Linked DNA regions of Homo sapiens: region 1 is linked to region 2. A link is an interaction called in ENCODE POLR2A ChIA-PET data of the cell type or tissue named here. Cell type or tissue: GM12878. All regions are shown on one strand. Each heading gives the region's core, and the rest is flanking DNA. Links, peaks and the distances in the headings are about the cores only.

Region 1 (10,906 bases), core at 1,867-9,866, 70 kb before region 2:
GGGAACCTAACAGGGAGAGCACCCATGGGCAGGGAAGGTACATTAGTAGCCTCATCCTGTTTGTGAGGCTCTGCTCAGCCTTGGGAATCCCTGTTTATTCAAGGCAGAGAAGAAGGAAAACAATTAACCAGGCCTGGCCAACAGGCAGCATCTACAAGGCGATGAGTTGAGGGCCAGATGGTCAGAGTTGGTTCTGGCATCTCTCAGGCGCCTCTCTCCATGTTGCCCTTTTTTGCGATCCAGGGGTGAGGTTTCACCCCACTGAGCCCCCACCCATCTAGATGGGCTCTGCTGAGAGAAAAACCCATTTTCTAGATGAGCCCACTGAGGCTCAAGGGGCACATGTACTTGGTGATGCACCTTCTTCCTTTAGAGACTGGTCAGCCTAGAACACCCCCTCTCGAGTGGCCTTCTGGTCCCTCATCTGCCCAGCCCCACCCAGATCTCCATGAACCTGAGCTGTGTGAGAGAAGAGGGAAGAGTAGGAGGAAGGGAGGAGTCCAGGCCATGGTGTGGATGTTGCAGGAACCCCTGGGTCTTCAAACTGAGGCTGGACACCGCAATGTTCTTTTTATCTCCCTCAAATTTTTTGGTAAAATGTCAGTGCTTGTCTGGTCCATTATTCAAACCTGATTCTTTTTACCACCATCATAGGCATACATTTCTGAGTCTTCATCCCAGAGAACAGCTCCTCTCTAAAGGGGAGGTGTAGGGTGGCTGTGAGTTCTGAGTTTGCCCCTGGGGAGGAAGCACCTGCTCCACCATGTGCACAGGCCTGTAAGCAAGAGTCCAACTTTGTTGAAATAGGAACCATTTGAGTTTGCTTCAGGCCTTGCTGACCTCAGAAGTTTCACATTGTCCCCTGGTGACCTCTTCACAATGATGTTAGTGGTGATGGAACAATGCAGGACAGAAGGCCTTCCTTACTTTCTTTCAACAAAAAAATGGTGTATTATCTAGCCTGACAGTACCCTAGCTGGAGACAGTGAAAATAATTTACATTTTAAACAAATAATGTTTGTTATTTTTTCAATCTCATGAGTGTAAGATAAAAGTAATCCTATCTCAATACCAAAACAAACAAACACGAAAAACCAGAATCTGAGGAGACTGAAGTGTGTTGATTGAGAGACAGTAAGAATAACTTAGTCCAGCTCCCCTGCCTGGCTGTGAAATCCAATGATCCAGTGTCCCACTCTACAGACAAACCTACAGGTTTTTCACCCAATGCAGACAGAAGACATGGTATTGAATTCATGAGTCCCCGCTGAGAGTCACAATAGGCTGGTGTGGCACAATGCATTATGGGAGGCACAGAATGAAGGGACAACATGTATTCAGTGGATTCTGCTCTCTTATCAGACTGAGTCACTGCACAGACTGCTCACAGGGTTTCTCCACTGCATTCTGCCTCACATAAATAAACACCAAGAGCCATAGGATATTAGTCAATTATATTTTCTCCTTCAGTGTCATACTTGAGATCTCTATCATATTTGAAATTGGACTCAGAGAGCTTCAATTATTTTGTTGCAATATATATTATCTTTACAAAAATTACCTAGACTACTGTGTTTCTGAAAAATAAATCTTACAATTTATTTTACTTCCATGATGGTATTAAACTTGAATGGTTAGCATATCAGCCAGTAGTGTGTCTGGGGCTGGACAACAGAGAGTGTTTGGGGTCCATTCCTGAAGGGTGTGTGTGTGCTCAGAGCTGGCATCATCCACCTATTCTGACTCCTGCCCTCTGCTAAGTCCTCACAGCTGTGAACTTCCAAACCCCTGGGACAACACAGCTCCACTCCTGCTCATTCCCCTGATCCCCAAAGGCACAGGGCCCTGATCCTGACCCAAACACAGAGTGGGATCAAAAAGCTGAGAGGTTGTCACTTGCATAGGTGGATTTTTTTCCTCAAAGAGTATAAAGAGAGGGAGAAAGATTGGGAGAAGCTCTGCGGTAGCTGTAGGCACAGAAGGCAGGAATCAGGCCAATCTCCACCATGGACTGGTCCCCTCTCCTCCTCATACTCCTCACTCACTGTACAGGTGACTAGACACAGGCCCAGGGGAGGAGCCCTGGGAAGCCCAAGGGACTCTGCTTTCTCATCTTGTCTCTAGAACAGTATCACCACTTCTGTGTCTCTTCCACTTCCAGGGTCCTGGGCCAAGTCTGTGCTGACTCAACCTCCATCAGTGGCAGGGGCCCCAAGATAGAGGGTCACTATCTCCTGCACTGGAAGTGCCACCAGCACTGGGGGTGGTTTTCATGTTAATGAGTACTAGCAGCTCCCAGGAATGGCTCCATAGCTCCTCATTTGTGAAAACAGCCATTGGCCTTCAGGGTTCTGTCCTGGTTCACAGGCTTCGCTGAGCATTTCTGGGCTCCAGTCTGGGGATAAGGCTGACTATTTTTCTTTATCTTGGCACACAAGCATTAATGCTCACACAGAACTGTAGGCCACCGGGGAAGGAAGACAAAGATATGCTGTCTTTCCAGTGACAGAGTTTCCCTGTGCAGCCCCCAACCCATTCACCAAATAAGTGCTTAACTGTGATTTTTTTTGGTGGACAAAATGTGGAGTATGAGAAGCACTGAAGCAAACATGGTCTAAATAATGTTTCCCAGTCCTCTCTCAATTCTACCCCCATATCCAACCCTTGGCAATAATAAATTGTCATACTGTCATATATTGAAATAAATATCTATATTAGTCCATTCTCACATTGCTATAAAGAACTACCTGAGACAGGGTAATTTATGAAGAAAGGCTCACAGTCTTTAATTGACTCACAGTTCTGCAGGCTGTACAGGAAGCATGAATTGGAGGCCTCAGGAAACTTACAATCATGGAGGAAGGACGAGGGGAGCAAGTACATCTTGATATGGCAGAGCAGGAGAGAGAGAGAAGGGGAAATACTACGCACTTTTAAACAACCAGAACTCACAAGAACTCACTCATGATAGTGAATCTTAAGAACAGCAAGAAAGAAATCTGCCCCCACGATCCAATCACCTCCTACCAGCCCCTCCTCAGCATGAGATTTGGGTGGGGACACAGAGCCAAGCCATATCAATTCCTCAATACCAGGGTCAGGCTTCCCTGGGAACCAAGTCCATCATGGATCAGGACAGGACCAGGAACACAGCACCCACTGTGTCTGACCAAAGAGCCTCAACTGCCAGACGTCTGTCCATCCACACCATTCAATTAGCACCTACTATGTGCCAGCCTTAGGTCTAGGGGCTCAAGAAACAGGGTGGACAAGACAGGAAGTGTCCCTGTCCTCATGGACCAGACACCATCTGGTGGAAGAGATGAGACAATTGAGTAATAATATCAATACAATAAGATGTCATCACTTAGTGAGGAGAGGAGAGGAGAGCTCAGTAATGGTGGTAGAGGAGCCATCAGAGGGTTGGACAAGGAAGACAGAGGATCTGAGCTAAGTTTGTGAAGAAAAGTCCAGATGCCTCAGACAAGATGGACAAGGAGGTGGGAAGCATGATGGCTGTGGGTCCAACTAGGGTCACTGGGGGAGACTGTTTATACCCAGCATATGTTTGTGGGGAGGAGGGACTGAAGCCTGGGTGAGGGGAGAGGGCTCAAGGCTGGCCTTAGGACATGGACAGGATGGTATTGAGTCACGCTGCAGAAGGAGCCTTCATGGGCAAGGGGGCTGGGGGAGGCCCTGAGCTCATTACTCCAACGGAAATATCAAACTGCCTGTTAGCCTTTGTCAAAGGTATCAAAGAGACTTTTTCATTCAAGATGGCAAGAGAGGAATCTCCCTCTTAGACTTCTTTGAGATATTCTTTCTTCATGACCGTTTCTTGCCCCTGGATGAATGCTCACATGGGAGCAAATTACCTCCTCAGTCCCAGGATTTCAATTTGCACACAATCCCCCCAGAATGATCGAGACCTGCCATCCCTGACCCACTGATCAGGAATTCTGGCCTTCAGGACAACTTGACCAGATCAGTCACACCATGTCCCCTGACACCATCGTGGTGACTGGGGTGAACTGTCAGACTGGTTTGGGTAATACATGTCCTGTCCCTGGAGTTGCAGAACCTGTTCAGAAAGATAATGGTGTGGATGGAGGGAGGCTAATTCCAGCCACATCAGAAAGCAAGAAAGACATGGAGACCACCCTTGAGCTGGCACAGCATCCTTGGGTCTCACATGTGTCTCTAGCGACTGGAAAAGGAACTCAGATTTAACTAATTCTATTTTCTCATCTGTCACTCTCCCTTTCACTACTGACTCCTGAAGCCCCAACAAAAGCAGCACTATGGGATTATGGTCATGGAATAGAGGCCTTGCTGCTGAACTTTTCTTTTTTATTCTAAAAAGTACAACACAGATAATGCATATTAACTAAAAATTATAAAAATGTATTTAAATGATGTGACAATGAATGTATAAGGGGTTAATAGGAGAAAATAATAAACAATGTTAAAAAATACAAAATACCAATACACTATAAGAGTTATACTATGTCATGGATTGTATAAATCAGTATTGTAAAGATGGCAGTGTCCTAGGATTAATCCATCAAATTAATATAAGTGTAATTAAAATTTCAGTAATATTTTAGGAAACTGCTTAACTTATTTTAAAACTCAAATTGAAAATTGAGATAAAAATTACCTAAGATTATTTACCAAAAATTTGTAATGGAAGTGATACCAGATATTGAGTTATTTGACCAAGCAATATTAGCTAAAATCATGCATGATTGAGATCTTGACATTTACATAATTCTCTTAAAAATTAGAGTAGATAGGACTGATGATTTTTTATGTGACCTTGGAAATATGGCTAACTCTGTTCATAAAATTAAGTAGAGTACCTAATTCATACTTTTATTAAAAAATCCAAACAGATTTAAAATATAATTTAGAAAAGAAAAAGTTTAAAAACTTTAGTTTGGAAAAATAGAAATATTATTTTTATTTCATATGAGAAAGTACTTCTTAAATAAACCCAAAAGTCAATTCATAAAAGAAAATTTGAAGTATTTGGTTGCAATTATTTGAAGCTTTTTTTTTCCCAAAGAGGACCACAGTTGGTAAAAAGAGAGAAGGATATGCAAGAGTGGAAAGACATTGGCAAGGACAAAGTATTGCTGTTTGCATCCAGAAGACAACTTTGAAATGAGCGAAGACAGAAAAAAAGGAAACCCAGTAAAAATGTTCAAAGGACACAAACAAGCCATTCACGGGTCTCAAAATGAGAGCAGATAAATGTGACATCAAAATATGTTAAATTCCACCAGAGACAAAGAGAAGGGAATAAGATCTTCAAGTAGAAATTGTGGAATGAGCCAAGCATGTCTGTGCATGGGGAGCTTTCCAGGCCTTGCAAAAAGCAAAGAGAGTAAGAAAAGAGCAAGAAGGGAGTGAGAAGCCCTTTTGTAGAGAAACCAAGAAAAGAAAGTTTAGAGTGTTAGAGCCTGGGCCAGAAAGATAAAAGAGAGAGAAGAGGTAGATAATGTGGGATTTGAGTGACCTTTGATTCCTGTGGGCATACTTCTGAGTAAGACATGAAGCCACTGAGGGTGGAAAGCTGTTAAATGATATTGCAAATTTAAATAAAAAAAAAAGATGCCAGTGAGGATGTGGGGAATCCCAAACTCTCACTCACAGCAGGTTGTAAAAACAAATTCAGCTATTTTGAGCAAAGTCCCTCAGCACGAAGATACCTTAAGAGGGTGAGCATCTGTCTTGCACCAAGTCCACTCTGTACAGAGACACAAGGAAATGTTTATGAGAAGGTCCTTACTAGGGGAAAAGTATAAAAAACAAGCTAGTTGTCAAACACAAGGGGAATTTATAACCTGCAGTTAGCTGATGGAATGCTAACTAGTTGGAAGTAATAAAATAAAAGTATTATTATGAGTTTCAAAGGCAATAAATATATAAATAAAATTAAAAAGCCAAGAGCTAAAGAAATAAATTATTTTAAAATATGAACATGCACTATAATTTTTTTTAAGTTTATACCATGAGCTATTTGAAAGTTAGACTGGAAGCACATTATATACACTTATGTAAGAGCCTCTGAAAAAGATGGAAACACATACGAAGGTTAAAAGATAATTTAAAACAATAGAGAGTTATTTCAGTAGCTGAAGATATGAGTGCCAATAAAATGAATGCGATTCAACCCTGTGAGCATTGCTTTCATAAAAAAATTAAAACAGAAAATGAATATTAATAGATGACTTAAGTGAAATCACAATGTATGTGGTGATACAGCTGAAAGACAAACGTTTTGTTAGTAAGAAGGGCATCGCTAAGCCTGATGAGTGCTTTGTTTAGAATTCCCAGCTACCCTGGATTCCTCTCCAACCTCATGAACAGCTTCAGAAAAGAGGATCAGGACAACCGATGCTCCTCTCATTGAAATGCCCGGATGTGGCAGAGAGGCAGGAAATATTTTGGGTCTGAGGACAGTGAGGATCATCACTGAGATGATCCTGCCCAAATGAAAACCACTCAGGGCCTCCAAGGGAGTTCAGCCATCAGCTCACTGGACTAGGTTTGGGATGCAACACTGACCTGCCCCGACCCAGAGTCATAATGAGCCAGGCCACCTCCACCCACTGGGTCAGCTCATCTCCTCTTTATCTTTTCTCCTTCTGACCTGTGAGTACCCAGATCAGGGTGGACAAGTAAGAGACACATAGCAAGGTCTTATGTGAATACAGTGACTCTACCTTACGACGTTTTTGGGAGATACAAAGGTACTTAGAGGAGCTCAGTTTCCAAAGCAGTGCTCCAGGAAGCTGGAAATCTGCACTATGCTCTGGGCTCCTCTCCTCCATCTCCACCCTCACTATTCAGGTGAGAAAGAACCTTATGTCGGGGGATCCACACCCAGCTCTGCTCCATACCCCCTCACTCTCTGGCTCACTGGGTTGTAAACCTGCTCTCATGGCCCTCTCTGTCCCCCTGCAGTGTCTGTGGCCCAGGCAGGGCAGACTCAGCAGCTCTCTGTATCCAAGGGCTTGGGATAGACAACCACACTCACCTGCACTGGGGACAGCAACAATGTTGGCAAAGATGGAGCTGTCTGGCCGCAGCAGCACCAGGGCCATGCCCCCAAACACCTGATCAACAGGAAAAACAGCCAACTCTCAGGGATCTCAGAGAGATTCCCTGGCTCCCGGTTAGGAACATGGCATCTCTGACCATCTCTGGCCTCCAGACCAAGGACAAGCCTGCCTATTACTGCTCAGCCTGGGACAGCAGCCTCAGTGCTCACACAGCGCCTCAGGGGAAGTGAGACGAAAACTCAGGAGCTCCCCTAGCTTCACTCGGTATGCGGGGGCGTCATAGAGCACTGTTTAAACTAAACCAAAAATGACAAGGGCTGGTTTCCACGTGACAAAGTGTGTGCTATTCAAAACTATTAAAAATAATATCATAAGTTAAAATAACTAAATCTGCAGTATTAATGAATATTTATAGGAAACATTGTTGTGAATATATTTGTGGCTAGATACTTACATGAACATACACATGCATTAATCAGTAGTAAAAATGAATGCAAGGGTAAACTAAGGAAATATTTATTTTCCCAGATTTTCCTTCTCTTTTATTTGGAGATGCTGGACTAAATGCTCAGAGGTTCCGGTGGTCTGCCTTTGAGTGTGTGTTCAGCAGGGTCACCTCAAGCTTATCCCACCTTCTTATGACCTGGGCCCATGCCTGTCCTCTCATTAGAATCCCCTTTCCCTCTGTCACAGAGCTCTCTTTATTCCTTCTACAGACCCAGACTTGTTCCTCACACTTAGTTGAGGCTTCCTGGGCCCCACGTCCCTGTTTGCCCCCAACACCCACACAAGACAATGATCCCATGTGTGTGCTCTTGTTGTGCCCTTTCCTTATCCTCTGACATACCTCAGGCAGTATCTGGAAAGAACAAATGAAGTGGGAGCGTTAGCTTGTAGTTGAAAATGATTTTTGATATTTTGGGGAAAATATCTGGTTTAAAGATAGTTTTCCATCGAGATAAAAATGCATGTGTGACAGCACCACATTTCTAATGGCGGACCAAAGCCCCCCACATCTTTGCCCCCCACATGGCTCCAGGGACATTGACTTGTTAATATACAACCCAGGAGAGAGCACTGTGTCCTATGCAACTGCAATGCAGAGGCAGGTTTCTGCCCGCTCCTCCAATGAAGTGAGTAGCAACCCCAACCCCATCTTCACCCATCATTTAGATGACCCCCATACAACCACAACATAGAAACACATTGATCAAAGGGCCTTTTTCTCTTTGCAGAGACCCCTATTTGTTTATTTGGCATGTGAGATTTTAGACTTTTACCAACAATTAAAATATACTTTATTAGAAAAGTTACACTTCTTAAGAAACTCTGATTCTTACTGTGAAGTTAATACCTAATGCATCCTATAAGCATAGTAAGTGGAAAATTGTTCTGTAAGGAGAAGATTAATCAATGAAATAAAATACAAGTATTTGAGAGCAATCTAATAGGTAAAAGATTAGAGGACATAATTGTGAATGCCAGGTGCAATATAAAGGAAATGTGGGCCGGGCATGGTGGCTCAACCCTGTAATCCCAGCACTTTGGGAGGCCGAGGTGGGCGGATCACCTGAGGTCAGGAGCTCGACACCAGCCTGGCCAACATGGAGAAACCCCATCTCTACTAAATATACAAAAATTAGCCAGGTGTGGTGGTGCATGCTTGTAGTCCCAGCTACTCAGGAGGCTAAGGGAGGAGAATCACTTGAACCCAGGAGGCGGAGGTTGCAGTGAGCCAAGATCACACTATTGCACTTTGGCCTGGGTGACAGAGTGAGGCTCAGCCTAAAATAAAATAAAATAAAATAAAACAAAGGAAATGTGAATACCTAGAGTTGATTAAATTGTGGCCCCTCACCTTCAACACTCGAAAAGCTCAGAGTGGGTAGAAAAGCTTGTTGAGTTATCTTCTGATGTCATTGACAAGATAAATCAGGGACAATAGAAGGAATATGTGGAAAGAGGTGCCAGAGGCTAGAGGGGAAAGTGTGAAGTAGCCAGCAGAGAGGAGCCTGCTGGCTGACTACTTGTGTTAGTAGTAGCAGGTGGTGTTGACGCCATCTCCCAGGGGAAAACCCTGGGAAACAGGAAAGCTAAAAGCAGGCTCACCATCCTCATCCCTAACAGAACCACTGAAGTGAGCACACCAGAGTGTGGGGTTCCCTCCCGGCTCTTCAGATGACATTGTTATTTGGCACCAAGCTGATGTTAGTATGTTCTTTATAAATATATATTGCACAAAGAATTGCATAAAACCTTCAATAATTTAATGAGGACTTTCTCACTTAAAAAGGTTTTTATGTCTCTTCTGTGGCCCCCATAGGTAGCCGGGGATCCCTCACTGCATTTCAGTCTGACAACTCATCACATGGACAGAGTCCACCGTGTGTGACTGTGTGTCTGTGATAATAGGTGGCAAAGCTTCACTGTCATAGCCGCACCTGCTTCATTGCCTGGTGCTTGCCTTTCTGAAATAGGAAAATAAACTCTTACCAATGTGTCATAATTAGGTTCTATTTAAAATCTCCTACCAAAGTTAAGAGCAGCCTGCACAACTGGTCCACAAAATGAGAAACCTCCAATTTATTTGGACTCTTTTCTCTACCCTACCCAGTGATCCAACTGGTCACCAGCCATGTGGATTCTCTCTCCAAAACGCTTTTAAATTCAACTCTCCTGTTTACTTTCCATTCTCATGTCTTATGTCAAATATTCATGTCACTTACCTAGTTCTGATCAGTTCTCTGGCTCCATGGACAGCTCCCCCAACTCTGCCTCCCTGACCGTCTCTGGGCTGCGGATTGGAGATGAGGCTGACTTCTCCTGTCAGTCTCATGATGAAAGCTACAATCTCACAGTGCTGCAGGCCCATTGGGCAGTGACAGGAAAACTCCCCAGAGCGCCCTCACCCTGAGTCTGCCATCAGCCTCTCCCCACCAGCATGGGTTGCTTTTTCCTGTCCCCTGTTTGAATGTTTGAATTCAAATTTTCTGTTTATGTGTCTCTCTATTTTCTTTCCAAAATACACAACTTTTTCTTTCTTGTCTTCATGGATGGTTTTTCTGGTCCCTGTGAAATTACTTTATGAAGAATATTTAGTTTAAAACATGGCTTCTGAACATTGTCATTTTAACATTGTGCACTGGGTCATTCATTGTGTGAGGGGGGCTGTTCTGTTCATGGTTGGACATTTATAAGATTATTGGGACTCACACATCAGATGCCTATAGCACCCTAATTCCCAAATTCTAACAAACAAGCAAAAAATGTAGACATTGCAAAATATCCTAGGGAGACAGCACTGCAGAATCACCCTTGTCTGAGAACCACTGGATTAAAAGGACATGGTTTCACGTATTGGGCAGCCTTTTGTGTTGAACCCTCCTTATCCCATTCCACTGAATATAAGGCTACATGCATTATATCTCGATAGTTCCAAATTTCCTCTTAAACAAATGTGTGGGATACAACTCCAAAGGTTATGTTGACAGATGAATAATCCTCTGAACACCATTAGTTCAGAAAACCTGCTACCCAATGTACAGCATCTCTTGCTGACCAGAGTGTGGAGTGAAACATTTGACCAAACTGTGTGCATAATTGCTAATTCAAATTTTTAGGTAAAACACCTAAAACATAACACATTCTTCTCTACTTATCCTCTTAGGGGTTGCTTTTCAAGCATGGTGTACAAAATTATGACAAGGCCTCGTATGTGTGGAGTTTACATTTTAGAATGGGTAGACGACAGTAGACAAGAGCAGCCTCAGAACTGAGCAGTCAGTGAAGTCCTTTTTTTAGCCCTAGCGCTGGATGCAAATTTTACCAGCTGCCAT
Region 2 (10,906 bases), core at 1,247-9,246:
TCTGAGACTCTTCACTGAATTTGTGACCTTCTATCCAGCCAATATTTATACTGAGCTATTAAGATTAACATCTTAGCCTGGTCATTGCCACACAGGCAGGCAAGGCAGCTCAGGTGGAAAATACTTTTGGTCATCCCATGTGTCTGGGCATATGGCCTTGATGTGAGTTTATGTTCATGCTCAGGACAAGTTATGGGTCAGGGGACTAGTCAGCTTATGGGCCAGGAAAAGGTGCTAAGGTTTGTGGAGTCAAAGAGGGAATTCACACATATTAATGCTCCTTGTTTCCACCTAAGGCAGTTTGTGAAGTCTGTGGGTTCTGTGACTGTCCACAAATGGAGCAGGAACATTCCTTAGAACGGATGATTGGGACCCCACAAAGGAAAAGACAAGAGGAAGCACAGGCTACACAATGAAAATACACTTGGTCATGCCAAAGGCTAGGTCATGCCAAAGGCTAATGAAAGAGCTTTGAGTATAATTCAGTGCCTTTGGGGTTGAGTGGAAAATACAAAAACCATCTTTGCCCTGCTCTCACACCACAACAATCAACACGTTTCCATGACCAAATGTGTAGGATTTCTCCCCACCCCCTAGAAAGCAAGCCATTGGTTTTGCAGCGGACACCACACAGGTGCCCTCTCATTGAATGCAATTCTGACACTATCCACATGGAGACAGGGTCAGATCTTACAGTTTGAGGGCTATTTCCCCAAGACTGTGCCCCACTACTTACGCCAATCCCAAGCCTCAGATTGCTTTACCTGTGCTTCTGTCCAAATAGCTGTAAGTTGAAGATTTCACAACATCTCCTTGGCTTCTATTAATTTGCTAGAATGGCTCACAGAGCTCAGTAGACACTTACAGGTTTATTAAAAAGGATACAACCAAGCATATAGATGAAGACATGCATAGCACAAGGTATGGGAAGTGGTGCACCACCGTCCAGTAATCTTCATGTGTTCAGCCTTCCAGAAGTTCTCCCAGCCTAGCTCCATTTGGGTTATTTTATGGACGCTTCCTCACCGAGGCTTTATGGAGTAAACCACTGCCCATTGGTGAATAATCGGCAGCCCCTCTCCCCTCCACAGAGGTTGGGAGATGAGGCTGAAAGTCCCATCCCTCTAACCCTGCCTTGGTCTTTCTTGTGACCTGCCCCCATCCTGAAGTTACCTAGGGACTGTCAGCCAACAGTCATCTCATTAGCATACAAAAAGACTCTGGTGATTTTAAGTATTTTAGGAGTTGTATAACAAGAAATGGGGTCAAAGACCAAAACCATAATTTATAATAACACAGGGATGAAAAAGAAAGTAGAGGTTGATGATTTCAAGCCCACACTAGTCCTCATTATGACAGATGTGGATTTCCAACCCATAAGAGGCAGGAGGCTGAAGAGCTGAGACGAAACCTGTGAAAAGCAGGGACAGGGGACATTTCTCAATTTCTTGTTACTGAAGTGATAGAGCTCCACCAGGCCTCACTTGGATTGACAAACTAAATTAAAAGATACACTCTTTAAATAAAAAGCACTTCTGAGCATACATCCAAAAGAATGAAAATCAGGATATTGCAGAAATATTTGCACATTTTTATTCATGCAGCATTAATCACAATTTCAAAGACATGGAGACAGCATAAGGTCCACTAATCATTGAATGTTTACAGAAAATGTGGTGTATAGCTGCAATGGATGCTGTTCAAATTCAAGAAGAATTAGGCCGGGCACGGTGGCTCCCGCCTGTAATCCCGGCACTTTGGGAGGCCAAGGCGGGCGGATCACAAGGTCAGGAGTTCAAGACCAGCCTGACCAATATGGTGAAACCCCGCCCCTACTAAAAATACCAAAATTAACTGGGTGTGGTGGCAGAAGCCTGTAATTCTAGATACTCAGGAGGCTGAGGCAGGAGAATCTCTTGAATCCGGGAGGCAGAGGTTGCAGTGAGCTGAGATTGCGCCACTGCACTCCAGCCTGGGTGACAGAGTGAGACTCTGTCTCTCAAAAAAAAAAGAATAATTAAATTTTGCCATATGCAGCAACAGGGAAAACCCTGGAGGATATTACACTGAGTGAAATAAGCCAATCTTAGAAGGGGAAATGCTGCACGGCCTCATTTATATGAGGTATCTAATTTTTTTTTTTCGAGACAGAGTTTTGCTCTTGTCACCCAGGTTGGAGTGCAATGGCGCGATCTCAGCTCATTGCAACCTCCACCTCCCGGGTTCAAGCGATTCTCCTGCCTCAGCCTCCTGAGTAGCTGGTATTACAAGTGCCTGCCACCACACCTGGCTAATTTTTGTATTTTTAGTAGAGACACAGTTTCACCATGTTGGCCAAGCTGGTCTCGAACTCCTGACCTCAGGTGATCCGCCTGCCTCGACCTCCCAAAGTGCTGGGATTACAGGCATGAGCCACCACGTCCGGCCTATAGGAGGTGTCTAATATACTCAACCGAGCAGAAATGGAGTAGAATGCTGGTTGCCAGGGGTAGGGAGAGAAGGAAATGGGGAGTCACTGCTCAAGGGCTATGAAGCTTTAGGTTTGCAAAATGAACAAGTTCTAGAGATGTGCTGTACAACACTGTGCTTACAGCTGACAACACTGTATTATGTACTTAAAATTTTATTCAGAGGGTATATCACACATTAAACGTTCTTATTAACATGAAAAAGGGATAGAAAATACCATGAAACCACTTACAGAAAGCAAGTATGGCAATCCTCTGTCCTTTGTCTTGGGAGAAAGTTTTGGCCAAGAGACAATTTAGGCAAAAAAGAGAATTTACTGAAGAAAAACAGAGAGCAAATAGTTTATTTAGAGAGACAGTGTACTCTGGAAGATAAGGCAGAGCGGGCTGCTGATAGAGAATGAGCCAGCGGCCCGAGAAATGTGCACTGAGTTTTTATGATATTGCACTTTTTCTTGGAGTTCCCACCTCTGTTTTAAGTCTCCACCTTTTTTTCTTTCTCTAGTTTTTCTGCTTCAGCCTTAAGTCCCTGCCTTTTCCCCACATAGTTTCCAGCCCAGGCTGTGGGACCCTCCCTTAACACACACATGGGCCCAGTGTTTGATAGGAATTCTACCTAATGGCTGCATTGCTCATTACTGCCACCCCAGGAAGGTTGTATGGTGGTCAAATCTATACTTACTGTACCTGCATCTCTCTTAGAAATTTCTCCTTTGCTCTCACCCCTATTATCAGCATGCAGCTAGCTACATTCTGACAGGTTAACTTCAGAGTGAGTGAATACTGGGTGTCTTAAGGGGCTTTGTTCTGGCATAGGTATTTACCCTAATCTCTGTTCGTATCTAGCATGTGTGCTTTGGGTGGTCTCTGGGGTGTGAGATTTTCCAGAACTCCCTTTTCTCAGGGGCTGCCCCTCCTGCTTCTGTCTAGCTATCTGCCTACTCTAAAGTTAGTATTAGTATGAAAGCTTTTATGAAAAACATTTTTTTCCAAGAAAAGGGAGGCATTTTATACTGGTGAAATAAGGTGTTCAATGACAACACATAACAACTGTAAATTGTATGCACCTAATAAAATAGCTTTAAAGTATTTGAAGCAAAACTGTCTCTTTTAGCAGAATTAAAAAGAGAAATAATCAATCCATAATCATATACACAGATATTAATACAACTCTCTTATTAACTGAGTGAATGACATGGAGAAAAAAGAGTATACATACAAATACGTGAAAACCATGATTAACAAAATCAATCCAGTGACACCAGGAACCCAAGCCTGAAGGGTAGTTGCTTGAGTATGCATTCATGGATGAACGCATCCAATGAATCATCACAGGAACAAACAATTGAGGCCTTCGTTTATGTATTTCTAACTGATGTTAAGTTTTTCCTTCCTATTCTGTGAGTAGAGGTGGATCCCTGTGGAAGGAGCTGCCCGGGTCTTTGCTCCAGAAGCTGTCTGCATTCTCCCCTCACTGTAGCCTCGTCACATTAGGCCATTGTTATATTTCCCATATGTCCTTCTTCTAGTAATCCAGGAGCCCTCAATGAAAAGGCTGTTTATTAATACCAGTAGCTCAGGACAGAGCAGGGGCATGGCTCATGGATGGTTTGGACCAGGCCCTTAGATGACTGCACTCACATGATTCCCACTGAGACTGCAGTCTGGCCAGTGAGCAGCAGGGGCACTGTGGGTCTGTCTCACGGTCTGCACAGTGGCTATTCATAGCTGTGCCAACCCCTAAACTCCCCAGGGCTGGGCAGTGGAGCCTGCACTCACTGAAGCCGACTCAGCTGCTGCATCTTCTCTGGGTGTGGTTCCAGCACCCACTTCCTCCCAGGTCCTGCCAGACTCTCTCATCCACCAGTCCCCAGGTCTTGAATAAATGCATAGAGTGGGGTGGGGGCAGGCAGTGGGTGGGACACATTTGCATCCATAACCCTTCCTCTGTGAGGCCAGTGGAGGGGATAAGAGAGGCCTAGGGCAGCCACTCCAGCTCTGGACCTCGGGAGGGCTGTGTCCACCATGGCCGGGGCCCCTGCTCCTCCCTGCTGCTCCCCTCTCACTTATCAGGTAGGGACAGGCCTCAGATTCCTGGGAAAGCCTCCCAGTCTGAGTTCTTGCCCCGTGTTCCACTCTCACATTTCATCCCTGCTTACTCACCCATGAGCATTTGTGTTTGCAGGTTCCCCCCACCTCGGCCTGTTCTGACTCAGCCACCCTCCCTCTCTGCATCTCTGGGAAATTCTGAGGCTCACATTTACCCTGAGCTGTGGCTTCACTGCTGGTGGCTAGCACATATCCTGCTACCAGTAGCATCTAGGGAGTGCTCTCTAGTATCTCCTGAGAGATGATATATCTCCAGTGGGATAGATATCTCAAGAGTGGGCTCCTGATAAAAGGATAAAGTTCAACCCTATTTACTCATTTTCACACTCTTCTTTGCCCTTTTTCCCTGAGATAATGCAGCAGAAAGACCCTTGCCAGATTTCAGCATCTGCTTGTGGACTTCTAAGGTCACAGAAATCTCAACCAAATAAACTTTTAGTCTCAGTAAGTTACCCAATATATGGTATTCTATTGTATCAGAAGAAAATGGAGAAAATGGACTAGGACAGCACGTGTAGAACAGTCTGCTAATCTGACTCAAGTAAGCACCATGGCTCCAGGGTCCCCGGTCACTTTTCTAAATCTAAAGATGCCTCAGCCAATGCAGTAATTCTGCACATCTCTGGGCTGCAGCCAGAGGATGAGGCTACTACATATCTCAGCAGCCATGGCACTTCCACAGTGCTCCAGAACCCCAGGGAAGTGAGACTAGGACCTCCCCTGTGTTCTCTCTGCCTGGTGCAATCACCACTGTCCTGCCTGGGACCAACTCTGGCTCAGGGATTGATTCCTGTTGTTACTTTTTCAGCCAGTGTCTAATTTTCCTAGGATATATAGATGTAAAATGTGTTTTTTTCTTAAAATGTTAATTTGATATATTTTTCATATCTTTTCCCCTTATGATGCCTACAGTGGAGTAGGTCAGTTCTTAGAGCTAAGTTTCCCTCCAGGAAGATTACAGAAGAGGAAGGAGATGAATAACCTACACGTGCTGTCCTAGTCCATTTCCCCCATTTTCTTCTGATATAATAGAATATCATATGTTGGGTAACTTACTGAGACTAAAAGTTTATTTGGTTGAGATTTCCGTGGCCTTAGAAGTCCACAAGCAGATGCTGAAATTTGGCAAGGGTCTTTCTGCTGCATTATCTCAGGGAAAAAGGGCAAAGAAGAGTGTGAAAATGAGTAAATAGGGTTGAACTTTATCCTTTTATCAGGAGCCCACTCTTGAGATATCTATCCCATTGCCAGGATAAGGGCACTAATCCATTCATGATGGTGGAACCCTCATGACCTAATCACCTCTTAAAGGTCCTGCCTCCAATTACTTTTACCATGATAATTAAATTCTACCATGAGTTTTGGAGGGGATATTCAAACCATACACATGTCCAAACTAGGGCCTAGACCTGACTTAGAGATGTGTGTGGTCTGAGAACTTCTGATCAGCTGGTTGGTCCAGCATGCCCCAACCCCAGCTCCACTGACCAGCTCCAGGAGTGAGTGAGGTCACCTTCCTCACAACTGCTCATTCCAGCCTGTCTCTGAACTGTTCACTCCTCTTGAGGTTCAGAGGATGCAGGTCTTTGTGGTTCCAGGGATGTTGGGCAAACAGTCTTTTCCACAGTGGAATATGACTGTGCTTGTGACTTCGCAGTGTGCAGAGGACACTCAGCACCTGCCTCTCCCCACCGACTTTGTCAGGCCCATGATTATCACCCTCTCCTTCATCCCAAGTTCATCTGATACGCATGCCAAGATTTCAGTGAGGCTGGGGACACATAAGGATGATGATACTAAAATGAACAAGTTCCATTTCATAATAGTGGCAGAAGATCAGAGATCTGTAGGGGAGTTGTGCCCCCACTCTGAGTATTTAGGAAGCAACTCTAGGGACATCTTGCTCTGCTTCTCCCTTCTCTGCACAGGTGAAAGAAGGAGCCTGTGCAGACAATCGTTCATTAGAAGCTCCTGCCTTCTTCCTCTTTTCCACCCCCCAGGACTGGATGGGGCCTTTGTAATGGCTTCAAATTATAGTGAGAGTCAAACAAGACAATTGGTCAATGACTCCAACATCCCTCTCAGGGCTGCCTGACATGAGACAGGATGGATTGCATCTGATACACCCCCACCCTTCTTTCTTATCGGTATATTAGGTTTTTCTTATTGATGTGAACACACTCTACATTATACAAAATAAGTTATATTTATATTTCAAACCTGTGATGGTGATTTTTAAATTATAGTAAAAATATACATATAAAATTTACCATCTTAATCATTTTAGGTGTACAGATCATAAGTATTAACTATATTCACATTGCTGTGCAACAGATCTGCAGAAATTATCCATCTTGCAAAACTGTAGCTATTGAATAACAGCTCCCCATTTTCCTGCCTCTTGTGGTGGTTTTAAATACAATGCAATACATACTAGCTGAAAATGGAAAAAAGAAGTATATGAAAATGTTAAATGCATAGCACAAAAAATGAATAATAGGGTCACTTTGGTTATAACTTTAAATGAGAAAACTCAAAGTAAAACAACAATCTATGATATATCATATAAAATGCACAATTTAAAATTTTTAAAATTTAATATTAACAAAAATATATGTAATACACCACATAAGTATTCAATAAAACTAAATACAATTATGTTTAATTTTTTTAAACTGTGAAAAAGATCCTATTAACTTTTGAATATTTACGCAAGGAAACCAAGTACATCTCTTCTTGAAAAAGTTTGATTCCAATTGTTTTTTTTCTTTTTTGAGACAGAGTCTTGCTCTATCACCCAGGCTGGAGTACAGTGGCGCTATCTCGGCTCACTGCAAGCTCCGCCTCCCGGGTTCACGCCATTCTCCTGCCTCAGCCTCCCGAGTAGCTGGGACCATAGGCGCCCGCCACCGTGCCCAGCTAATTTTCTTTTGTATTTTTAGTAGAGACGGGGTTTCACCGTGGTCTTGATCTCTTGACCTCGTGATCTGCCCGCCTCGGCCTCCCAAAGTGCCAGGATTACAGGCGTGAGCCACCACGCCCAGCCAGTTTGATTCCAATTTTAACAGACAGGTGTTTTTGACAACCAGTTTATTTTCTTACTGAAATTTTCTTTTTCTTTTTTTTAAAAATTTTAAATCTTTAATTTCCGTTTTCACTTATTTTCTTCTTGCTTCCAAAAGGAAAGGAGTGCGTAGCTCTGTTGCCTGTACATCGTCCACAGCCCCCGGCTCGGGGCAGGGTCCCCTAGGCCGCCCGGGGGTCCACATGCAGCCCCTGGGGGGCCGGCGCGGGGTGAGGTCCGGGGACCGCCTTATTGCTGAGGTCTGGCCGGTTGGGGCCGCCGCTAGGCGCGCTGGCTGGGCAGCTCCTGGGAGATGAAGCGACGCAGGCGCTCCAGGTACTGGCTGTAGAGCTCGATGTCGTTGTGCCCGGCGCCCTCCACCCACAGCGGCTCCACCGCCTTGGGGCAGCGCTCGTAGAGCGCCAGCCCGTGTGAGAAGTCGATCACCTCGTCCTCCATGCCGTGGATGATGAGCACGGGCGACGTGATCTTGGACACCTTCTCGATGTTAGGGAAGGCGTCGAAGCAGTAGGTCTTGGTGTCGGGGAAGGCGACGGGCATGCCCGAGGTGAGCGGCAGTGCAGCACCACCGCGGCACACTCGTAGCGCGAGGCCAGGTCCACGGTGGGCACCGTGCCGATGCTCTGCCCGTACAGGATGATGCTGTCCGGGCTGATGCCGTACCTGGCGGCGCCCGAGCAGGGTCAGCCGCTGCCTCCGACGCGCGCGCACCCTTCCCACCAGCGGGCGTCCCCGGGCCCAGCTCCGGATGCGACCCTCTAGTCTCCCCACTCAGCCAAGTCAGTGGGTCAGGCCCAGGCTCCACACCAGTCCCGAGGGCCACCCCCAGCCCCCCAACACCACGGCGGTGGGCGAAGCCAGCGGCCCCGCCCCGTTCCCTGGCGCTGCCGTTCACTGGCGTTTCCTAGCAAGGATCTGCAGGGATCCCGCCTACGGAGTGCCCCTGGGGCGGGGGTAGGGGAGGCCCTGGCGCCTCTTCTCCTCCTGGTCACCCCTAGGTGCACACTGGGAACTGTGTGCCCCCCACATCCTGAATGCGTCACGCCTTCCTGCCCGGGTTAGAAAGCCGTTCCTGGTGCACTGGCCAGGACAGCGGACACTCTTCCTTCCTGCAGCCCTTGCCCACCCCCTTGGCCATGAGGAATTCAGGCAGCTGTGTCCCCAAATGTCTCCACCCAATTTTGGACTCTCGGAGTCCCCACGCCCAATGAGATGCCAGTGCAACCCAGGTCAGCATCGAAGGTGGTGGCTGCGGAGGTGGCACCCCCTCCCACCAGCACCTTCCCTTGGGAGTGGACAAGTCCTTGGCCACCTCAGCACCACCAGCTCCCACCCAGGGGCACCCTCACCCCCAGGTCACTGGTGTGCGGCCCTTGACCCAGCTGATCCAGCACCAGTTACAAGGCCTCCTCGTGCCCAGTCCCAACCACGCGGGACCCACCTGCTACCCTGCCCATGCCGGGACCCCACAACTCTCCTCCCACACGCTCTAGGCTCTGATCCCAGGTAGATGCCCTCTTGCAAGGCAGGAGCATGGGCAGGTGTGCGTCCCCTCTGCCTGGCATTCGGACTCCACCAGCGGGCTGTCCCCGTCCCTGGCCTGGAATCCCAGCCTCCTGGCAGCACTCCACAGCTCGCCACTCACCCATGCCCCAAAGGATGCTGCCTGGCTGGTGCCTGTGGCCCCAGCTCTGCCTCGGCCTCCCTGGCCTGCTCCCTGGCAGCCATGGTCAGTAGTGTGCTGAGCCAGCCCAGCCCTGTCACCTGCTACAGGCAGGAGCCCCCAGCTGCCACCTGGATGTCACCACTCAAACGAACGGGACACATCCCCAGTGGAGGCCCTGGGCACGCTCTGGCCTCCCCCTCACAGCTCTGGGCCTAGGTTCCTGCAGGACAAAGTGGCAGCAGGACAGATGGCCGAGCAGACGAGCTCAGAGCTGGCCATGGCGGGTGTGACTCTGCCAGTGGCCCAGGCAGTAGAGACAGGAGGGGCCGAGGAAGTCGCATGAAGTGGTACTTGGTGTCAGCGCCCCACACTGCTGGGAGGCCCCCAGAGCCAGGGTGGTGCCAGGGGACCAGCTCCCAGGCCCACAGCAGGGACAGCCTGCAATATCACCAAGGCAACGAGGACCCCACCTCCCCAGGGCCTCTGACTTCTCAGAGTTGTGCCTGGTCCCCTGCAGGAGCAGGTCAGACCAGTGGGCTGGGCAGGGCCAGGACGAGACAGCCCCAGTGGATGGCGAGCAGGAAAGGCCACCAGAGGCCCACCCGGGTCTCCTCGTCCAAAGCAGCACTGGCCCGGGCGGTGCTCAAACACCGGTGAAGGGCCCAGGCAAGCGCAGGGCTGGGGACCTGGATGACTAGGAGGGCTGGATCTGGAATCGAGGCTGGCCCAGACCTCGGGTGTGTGCTGGGGGTCTGCACCCTACCCTGCAGGCCCTGCCCCAGGATGGCCAAGCTCCGCAGCCACAGGGCCTCGTGGGCCAGGCCTCGGGACCTGGATGCAGCAGCCTCGCCTCACTTGGCCCCAAGTGCTGCCTCGGCAGATGGGCTCCCAGCCACACGTGCACAGACCCCCAGACCACCACCCACTCCCTCCCACCGGGTGGCATCCACGCCCCTGTGACAAGCTCAGCCCCTTCCCGTCCTCAGGCCAGGGGTTCCAGGGAGCCTGGCTCCACAGGCCAGGGTGTGGGAGGACCGCCTGGCCACACCTCAGCCATGTGGAGGTGGCACCTGCACACCCCAGCTCGCCTGTCCGGCTCTCTGGCCCTGTGCATCCACTGTGGCTCCCCTCCTGCAGGGCCGCCCAACTTCCTCCCAGGGAAGCCCGCCCCCCGGCCCCCGGCTTGGTCCCCTCTTGGGTGTGCCCAGGCTGAGCTGCCCCCAGGGTCGCCCTCACCTGGTGCGCAGGGCCTGCCAGGCGGCGTCGATGTCGGCATAGAGGTTCCTCTCGGAAGGCCTGCCCGCGCTGGCACCGTAGCCGGAGTAGTCGTAGAAGATGTTGCAGTGGAGGCGGGAGCCCAGGCCAATGTAGAAGCTGCTCATCTGGCCCAGGTCCACGGCGTTGCCGTGCGAGAAGAGGACCGTGTACCTGGCACCAGGCACGCAGCGAACATACATACAGGAGACGCGGTTGCCGCGGGCGCTCTTGGTGGGGAAGACCTCGATGGTGTCCAGCTCGCGCTGGCTGTACTGGAAGTCGGCGCGCTCCGCCAGGTGCAGCTTCCAGCGCCCGGGTGCG

What was found. Peaks named below come from ENCODE experiments on the same cell type or tissue, not always from the same donor. Only the 100,000 strongest peaks of a DNase experiment are listed, where the experiment ranks them.
Region 1: POLR2A ChIA-PET joins it to region 2 with 14 read pairs; 4 of 35 experiments call an interaction of 5 or more read pairs at or near these places.

What each region holds. Positions count from the first base shown.
Region 1 is chr22:22,036,637-22,047,542 of GRCh38, forward strand. It overlaps the pseudogene PRAMENP, IGL and the pseudogene IGLV10-67. Among named protein-coding and RNA genes, the nearest start is that of TOP3B, 59 kb to the left of the region's middle. RefSeq lists an enhancer at 674-823. In GM12878, for the core only: a CTCF peak has its summit at 7,305; DNase peaks (open chromatin) are centred at 5,635 and 7,289; H3K4me3 peaks cover 1,600 bases; H3K27ac peaks cover 1,142 bases.
Region 2 is chr22:22,106,921-22,117,826 of GRCh38, forward strand. It overlaps IGL and the pseudogene ABHD17AP5. Among named protein-coding and RNA genes, the nearest start is that of TOP3B, 130 kb to the left of the region's middle. RefSeq lists an enhancer at 4,343-4,422 and a silencer at 4,743-4,812. In GM12878, for the core only: CTCF peaks have their summits at 3,116 and 4,149; DNase peaks (open chromatin) are centred at 4,251 and 4,681; H3K27ac peaks cover 2,026 bases.